Regions from separate parts of the Mus musculus genome. Here regions 2 and 3 are each linked to region 1. A link is a loop called in an ENCODE intact Hi-C map of the cell type or tissue named here. Cell type or tissue: left cerebral cortex. All regions are shown on one strand.

Region 1 (2,500 bases):
CTCTCCACGCGGCTCGAATACAAAGAGGGCACCATGAGACACACACTCTAGGGAGAGCAGGTTAAGAAAGGGGGCGCGGACAAAACTAGTTTATTTCCTTTGGTGTACTCCCTTAAGAACTGTAAGGGAGTATTCCCTCCCTTTCCCCGTAGCCAGGCTGCAGAGAAGGAGCTAAGTTGGGGAAAACACTGTGGGAGGAAAGGTGGGGAAAGGTGATCAAAAGGGAGACTCTGGATTTGCTTAAGTAACTTCTGCTCTTGATACAGAGGGTTATTTGGGAACTCCCTCTCTTAGCAGATTCGAGAATCTGCTCTCCATCTAGAACGAAGCATATGAGTCTATCTGCAGACACTAGGGAGAAAGGACCTGGTGGGGGTGGGGGTAGTCCACAGAAAGCACAAATCCAGGACAATTGGGATGATAGGAAGCAGGAAACATAAGAGACCTCCCAGAGACACCAAGAGCACTCCTCACCTTCCACAAGAGAGCAAGGTGAAACCGCCTATGGAGGGCCCAGGAGATTTTGTTTTTCTTGCACCTTTCCTCCATACCTTTTTGACTAAGGTCTTGAGACAAATCGAACCCTGGAATGCCTGGATGCATCTGTGGGTTGTGGAGCTGACACTTTTGACCAAGACCTGGGCATCCCTACTTGCTGGCAAGCCTAAACACTGCCCACGCGGCGGCTAGAGTGGGAACAATAGGCCCACCCGAGCCCCCACCCGCGAACAATGGCGGACCTCGCACTCCCCCGCCGCCCCGCGCCACCACCGCCGCGGGGGAGTCACCAGGCAAGGGCTCTTTTACGATCCACCCGCGAACCCAGCCCCGCTGGGATGTCGGAGGTAGCGTCCGGAAGATCCCCACTCAGGCTATGGTGCAAAGCCGGAGGAGGGGCAAGACACCAAGGCCACTTACCCCGATCACCACCGTCTCCTCGCCTTTGAATTTGGGGATGAATTTGTCCCCGCGGAGGATCTCCGCTTCGTTGAGGGGCCGGAACCGGCACATCACTTTGATGCTGCATTCGGCTGGATCCGCCATCTCGGGCCGCAGCAGGAGGGGGCACAGGGATGGGGTGGGGGGCCCGGCTGGGCAGCGCCACCGAGGAGGCCGCGAACCAACCGCTGCCCGCTGCTAGGCCGCCTCCCGCAGCTTCTCAGCAGGTCATCTCAAGCCTGCGCTGGACGCCCCGCAGCTCCGCCGCCGGGAAGGAGAGCAGCGTATCAGGTGGGCCGCCCTGCTGCTGACCTCCAGCCCGGTCCTGCGCCCCCGGCCCACCTGCCCGCAACCACGAGGCGGGCGGACTAGGCGATGCTCAGGGAGCAATCCCCGCCCGGCTCAGACCTCCCGGGCTCGGTCGCGCTCAGCCATCCTGCATCAGCACCACCGTGCTCCGGCACCTCCAGGCCCGCCCCTCTGCCCCGCCTCGGCACGGTGACGTCACTGCAGAGATCCGCCTCACCCTGGGTGTAAGCGCGGCGCATCCCGGGACTTGTAGTCGCCACTCTACCTGCAGGTGGGAGGGCAAGGCTTGGATTAGCTTGAGAGGACCCCCGGGAACTGCAGGACTGATGGGGCTCCACAAGCCAAGAACAGAATGGAAGTCATAGTTAATATTCCCAGCTAAACTCTATAAAAAACCAGGTCACATCTTTTCCTGAAAGGAAAAATACTTATCAGCACAGTGTACAACTGAACAGCCACAGAGCGTTTCCCTGTGTTGTAGAGTTTTTGCAAGAGTCCTAGGGAAAGCAGGAAGGAAATGAGATTTGCATGGAAGCCAGTTATAAAGGAAATGCTTGAACATAGGTAATTCAAAATTGTTCACATCCGATCAAAATCAAGGATTTTATCACTGCAACGCTAAGTCAGAAAACAAATTCACACACCCACGTATTTAGCATGCTACTTTAGAGCTTGAGGGTTGAAGTCGGTTTTTTGAGTCCTAAGTCAGGAACATTTCAGTGTCGCGTGGCGGTGCATGCTTGGAATCCCAGCGTTCAGAAGGCAACTTGGGACAAAAAAATCCCAAAATCAAAAACAAGAAAAAAGGAAAAAGAAAACAAAAACAAGAAAAAGGGGGAAAGAAAACAGGAGCTCTGTTATAAGCAATCATAGATCAATTTCTAATGATGTTTAGAATCCTGCAGAAATGAACAGATTGTATAGAAGATCAAATCTAAGACAAGCCTAGGTTCTCATACAGGTCTCTCTTCTTACTGTAGGCTCCCTCCTCTCCTATAACATCCATGCTTACAATCTAACAGATTCTAACTGCTTGTGACTTCTTCTATTCCACTTGTCCTGCTTTGTTTCTGATATTGGCTCAGGGCCATTTGCCCTGCCGAACTGGTTCATTCCCATCCATCAATCAGTAAGTATCTCGGGGGCCCTATGGAAGATAATAGGAACATGGCCAAAGCCACTGAAACAAATGAAGAGCTTAGAAGAGCACAACTTGCTTTGCTATATTCAAGAAGCTACTAAACTGCCAAGC
Region 2 (2,500 bases), 76 kb before region 1:
ACATACATAAAATACACACAGGCACACAAAACATGCACATATATAAGCCAAAATAATCTATCCAAATACAACTGTATCAAAATCTCAATGATATTATCTACAAAAGTAGAAAAGTCTACCCTAAACTTTTAAAAGTCTACAAACTCTCACAGCATCCTGAATAGTCAAGCTGATCTTGAAAATTAAAACCGGAGCTGGGGAGATGGGACAGCCTGTAAAGCACCCGCTGCAAAGGTCCCCGAGTTCAGGTCTCAGCTGGGGAAGATGGAGCATTGTGGCGACACACGGTCAGATGTTGCCCACAATGCAAATGGACTTAGCAACAGAGCACTGTTAAATATACTCACCCCACTAAAATAGAAACCGGAGCTGGTACGATGACTCAATGGGTGAAGATGCTCGCTGTCAAGCCTGGCATCCCAGGGCAATTTCCAAGACCCACACGTTAGAGGAAAACTTTCAAGAGTAGGTTCTCCCTAGCTTCCATGTGCTTATCTACATAGCATGCGTACACACGTGAGCACGCACACATGCCCACGCTCGTGCACAAACACATACATACATACATACATACATACATACATACATACACACACACACACACACACATGTACAAATAATGTGGGAAAAAAACCCTGACAGAATGCTAAGGACACTAGTAACATTCGACATGCTCGGCTCTGAAGCAGGTACAGTGTAAATAATTCATGACTGGCAGCTTAGGAAACACAGCAAGAAAGGTTTGTCATGTACATTTGGGTTTCGGGCAGAACAGCAAGAAGCAGTGTTTCCTACACAGCACACAAGCCTAGGTCAGCTCTGAAAACTGATGCATATACAAGCATCATTTCACAGGCTGTGGGTGTAGAAGAGGATTCTGAGTCACAGAGCTGGAGCCCATTCACACAGGAGCCTCAGACCTGCTCCTAGAAGGGTCTAGACCAGCCACCAACTACTGCTTGAATCTCTTCTATACAATACCTTCGCTCCCTTCCTCAGCAGCAGGCTTTTCCTGGGGCAGCTCCCAGGCTTAGAGTCCTGACAGTTGGTCAAGCCTGCGTGCCTAGCCTGCAGCACATTGCATCTTCCTCAACATCAGAACCCAGAGCATCAATGAACTGCAGCGCACACATCCTCTCCTGATTTTTTTTTTCTCTTCCGAACTTGAAATTCTTAGTTCCTTCAGCTCTGAGTGAACTTACACTCCTCTGCCCACATCCCTCTGAAAGGACAGTGCTAGTCAATTTAAGGAGCCTCTGCCTTGCTGATAAACACGTGCAGCTCCCCGGGATGAGACAGGCATCTTAGCTCATGTGAGTGTGCCTGCTGTGAGCTCTCCAGCTTCAGGGACTCCTTGGAAGCCGCCTGCTCTGCTCTGATGCCCTCTTTGCATTATTCTCTCTCTACAGAGGTAGAGCCCCAACTGTTTTTCCTTGTGTTTGGCATGAATTTAGTAACTTGGATTTTCTTTCTAAGACTTTGATCAGAACCCAAGGAATCTCAGGCAATTCTTCAAGACCTCAGAGTGCTGCATACACTCACGCAGCACAGGGCCTGGGCTCTGCCTGCTCGCTGCTCTCTGCTACCTTCCCTCACATCCTCGTCACCCAGCTGTCCTGCACAGAGGGCAGATACTGCCGTGCTATGTAACAGCATAGACATCACCTCCCCCCCCCACACACACACACACACACTTACTTGTCACAGCCACGTGTCGGTTTGCTTTGCCCTCATCGATCACATCCATGACCTCCTCCGGGCTTGACACAAACCTCTCGGTGCACCCCTGCAAGAGTCAAAGGTAGGGCAGGTTGGCCATTACAGCGGTTGCAAAGCAACAGCATCTCAAAGCAGCTAAGCATCCTTTCTCCCCCTAAAGGTACAGCTAAACAGAAAGGCAATGATGCTGACCAACAGTGCTTCCCCCTTGCCTGGGGCTTGGATTCTACATTAAAGAGAAGTATGAGCCAGCCAGCCCTGGGAAAGCTGGAAGAAATGCTTTTTAAGCTCCTGTTCATACCCTAAAGCAATGCTTTCAGGAGCCAGAAATTAAAAGAAGAAAACTTATGAGAGGGGAGGAAATGAGAATGTACTGCCTCACCCTCCATCATTCATCATTTCAGCACAATAGACAAGGCCACAATAGGCTTCGGTGAGGTTCAGAGCATACACCACTGCATTCAATCCCAAAACCTCTTTTATATACTAAGTAGTAGTACTTAAATAATAGATTTCATAAAGAGGGCTGAGTATAATAGCTCATAACTTATACATGAAGCACTGGATTAGATTCTCAGCAACAAATAATAATAATAATAATAATAATTTACATACAGGAAAGCTACAGTTGAAGAACCTAAATACTGGCTGTTGGGGTTTTTTATACTTATATCAATGTTATAGATAAACTATGCCTTTGGATACTCTTTATAGCATCTCATGCAGTATTTGCACAGACCAGAGAAAAGTTAGCTGCATTGCCCCAAGTCTTTGCATACCT
Region 3 (2,500 bases), 60 kb before region 1:
TGTACATTAGGCCATGAATTCATATGGAATGGGCTCCAACAGCTCAGGCTCTTTTCCGTTAGTCCTCACAGAGTGCGCTTCTCTGCGTGGCGCAGGCTGGCGCTTCAGCTGAACCCAGGCGCCCTTCTCTTTGGCTTCCTTTTTCTTCTGGTCGTTCTCCTTCACCCACTTCAGGAAGCTGTCTTTGCTCTTCAAGTGCTTGATGTGTTCAATCCGCACATTGATCCTCTTGGCCAGAATTTTGCCCTTAACTTGCTTATTTACAATGATGCCCACGGCATGCTGGGTGACATTGTAGACTCTTCCAGTTTTGCCGCGGTAGCACTTATGGGGCATTCCTTTTTGAACAGTGCCCATTCCCTTTATGTTTACAATATCATCCTTTTTGTAGATTCACATGTATGTGGCCAAAGGAACAATGCCATGTTTCCTAAAAGGCCTAGAGAACATAGGTGCCTCTCCTCTTTCCCTTTGTGTTCATCATTTTGGTGAGTTACTGGAAGATGGCTGTGGCAGCCAAAAGCTATCTGACTATTTTTTTAAATGAAATTTATTTTTTCACTTGGACAGACAGCTCAACCAAGGTTTTTTAAAAACTAAATTCTTGAGATTTTACTGCTCATTGGCACTTTAAAACTCCCCAAGGACAGAAGAGTCTGGCTGAACCTAACCACCTCTGCTGTCACACCCATCTCACGCTTTGCTGACGCTCTCACACCTCAGACACCGACAGTGCAAACTTACCTCCATGGTATGAGTTTTTCCTGATGAAGTCTGCCCATATGCAAAAATTGTTCCATTATAACCCTCAAGGACATCTGCAAGCACAAGAGAGATGAACATTAATTCATTATGCTGCTCCTACACTGGCCTTGGTTGTATGATGTAAGGTTGCAGTTCCTAATGGCCCATCTCTGTCTTCTTACAAAAATGATATGTGCCAACTGCATGTGCTTTAAGTATGATTGTGAAATAAGAAAAGAAAGGAGAGTCTGCTGTCCCACAAATAAGGAGAAAGGGTCTCTCATTTCTGCAGACTGCGGGACTCCAGGGGAAGAGTCTTTTTCGGCTACGTGAAGCTTTCGCCTAGGTGTTAGTCTCTTGAGATTCTTGGAGAGGAAAAGCCAGCAGACTTGCAGTTTCTGGAGATTAGAATAGAATGTGGTGCCTGAAGGTTTGGTCTCGGTCAGCTTAACTCTGGATCCTTTGGACCATTTCCCATGAAGGCCTCACGGAAGTCCCATCACAACAGACTAGAACTAGGGGAGCGAAAGGCACCACACTGCAAACCGAGCTCCAATCACCCTGGAAACTAGCAGGCCTGACTTAAATTTAATGCCTCTGGTTTTCTTTCACTGCCTCACTAGGAGGATAGCCTGGACCCATCAGCATCAGGAATTTCTCTTAATTACACAATAAGTGCACGGTGAAAGCCCACACGCGAGGCAGGCTGGCTTCGGTTTCACACAGGGAGGAGGGGAGCCGTGCGGGTGGGGGCTGCTTTATGTTGCAGAGCTGAAGATCATCGGTGGGAATTCTTTCAGAGCAGCAGAGGTGATTAAAACATATTCCCTCCTGCCTCCCCCTCCTCTCTACAACCATCACAGAAAGGGAAACAATGCATAATTAATATCCTTGACCCACCACTCTGCACCAAGGGAGGAATTCTTAATGTGGTTGATGGTGAGGGCAAGAAGTGCCCTGAATAGAGGATGCTACTTGGGGCCATGTGAGAAAGTGTGCCAGGCCGTCACCTCCATGTATTTCAGATTGGGGTGGTTCCCTCTCCTCTCTGAACCTGTTTGTGCTGACTGTGGTGGTGGTGGGGGGGTGTTGATGGTGGTTTGTTTTTCTTGCTAGGTTTACAAAAGGAAAAAAAGAAAAAAAAAAGCATACCTATTTTACTATTCTGAGATTGTTACAATATGACTTGGGATCAGAGAAGAAAAGTATCGAGATGGGGGAAGGGAGCACTCACATGTATCTGTCTTCTACAAATGGTTTTTGAAAGCGGTTTCCCTAGTAACAGCAGAAAGAAGAGAGAGAAAACTGAAGAAGTCAGTGTTAGGGTTAGAGGTTTAAGCTTCAGTTTCCATGAAAATGTCAACTCCCAGAGAAAAGATCCCCCTGGGGCTGGGGTCAGAGTGCCAGCGTGGTGCGCCTCCACACTAGCATGAACATGATGAGCATGTACTTTGAGGGACCCAAAGAAAGAGGTTCCATCCTACAGTTGAGATTTTAAAGTTCAATGCTCACAACGCAAACAACTTCAGGCCGTTGGAACGCCAGGCACTGTCACAACAGAAAGCTTTTTATTTACTAGAAACTAAACACCTCTCCTCAGACTGAGGCCCTTCCTCCCTCACACTCCTGTGTAGGTCGTGCTCTAGGATTTACTGGTCTGGGCCAACATCCAGCCAGCTTCTGACCTCGCTCCTTTCTTCTGAAGTGTGGCAACCTGCCGCACCCTAAAGGAACCTGACTCCAGAGCCTACGTCCA

What was found. Hi-C counts contacts between places; a loop is a spot of excess contacts. Peaks named below come from ENCODE experiments on the same cell type or tissue, not always from the same donor. Only the 100,000 strongest peaks of a DNase experiment are listed, where the experiment ranks them.
Region 2: it touches region 1 in a loop (2.6-fold over the local background); 2 of 42 quality-filtered maps call a loop at or near these places.
Region 3: it touches region 1 in a loop (1.9-fold over the local background); 2 of 42 quality-filtered maps call a loop at or near these places.

Annotation. Positions count from the first base shown.
Region 1 is chr2:49,618,206-49,620,705 of GRCm38, reverse strand. It overlaps Kif5c (kinesin family member 5C), which reads right to left and starts at 1,420. Exons shown (of 26, transcript NM_008449.3): 1 at 919-1,420. The coding sequence starts at 1,044. In left cerebral cortex, a CTCF peak has its summit at 1,495; DNase peaks (open chromatin) are centred at 338, 713 and 1,433; H3K4me3 peaks cover 1,746 bases; H3K27ac peaks cover 1,640 bases.
Region 2 is chr2:49,694,054-49,696,553 of GRCm38, reverse strand. It overlaps Kif5c (kinesin family member 5C), which reads right to left. Exons shown (of 26, transcript NM_008449.3): 6 at 2,499-2,500; 7 at 1,699-1,786. Among named protein-coding and RNA genes, the nearest start is that of Gm46738, 52 kb to the left of the region's middle. In left cerebral cortex, no CTCF peak of the experiment used is centred here; DNase peaks (open chromatin) are centred at 360, 953 and 1,245; H3K27ac peaks cover 1,346 bases.
Region 3 is chr2:49,678,483-49,680,982 of GRCm38, reverse strand. Kif5c (kinesin family member 5C) reads right to left here. Exons shown (of 26, transcript NM_008449.3): 3 at 745-818. Among named protein-coding and RNA genes, the nearest start is that of Kif5c, 60 kb to the right of the region's middle. In left cerebral cortex, no CTCF peak of the experiment used is centred here; a DNase peak (open chromatin) is centred at 1,350.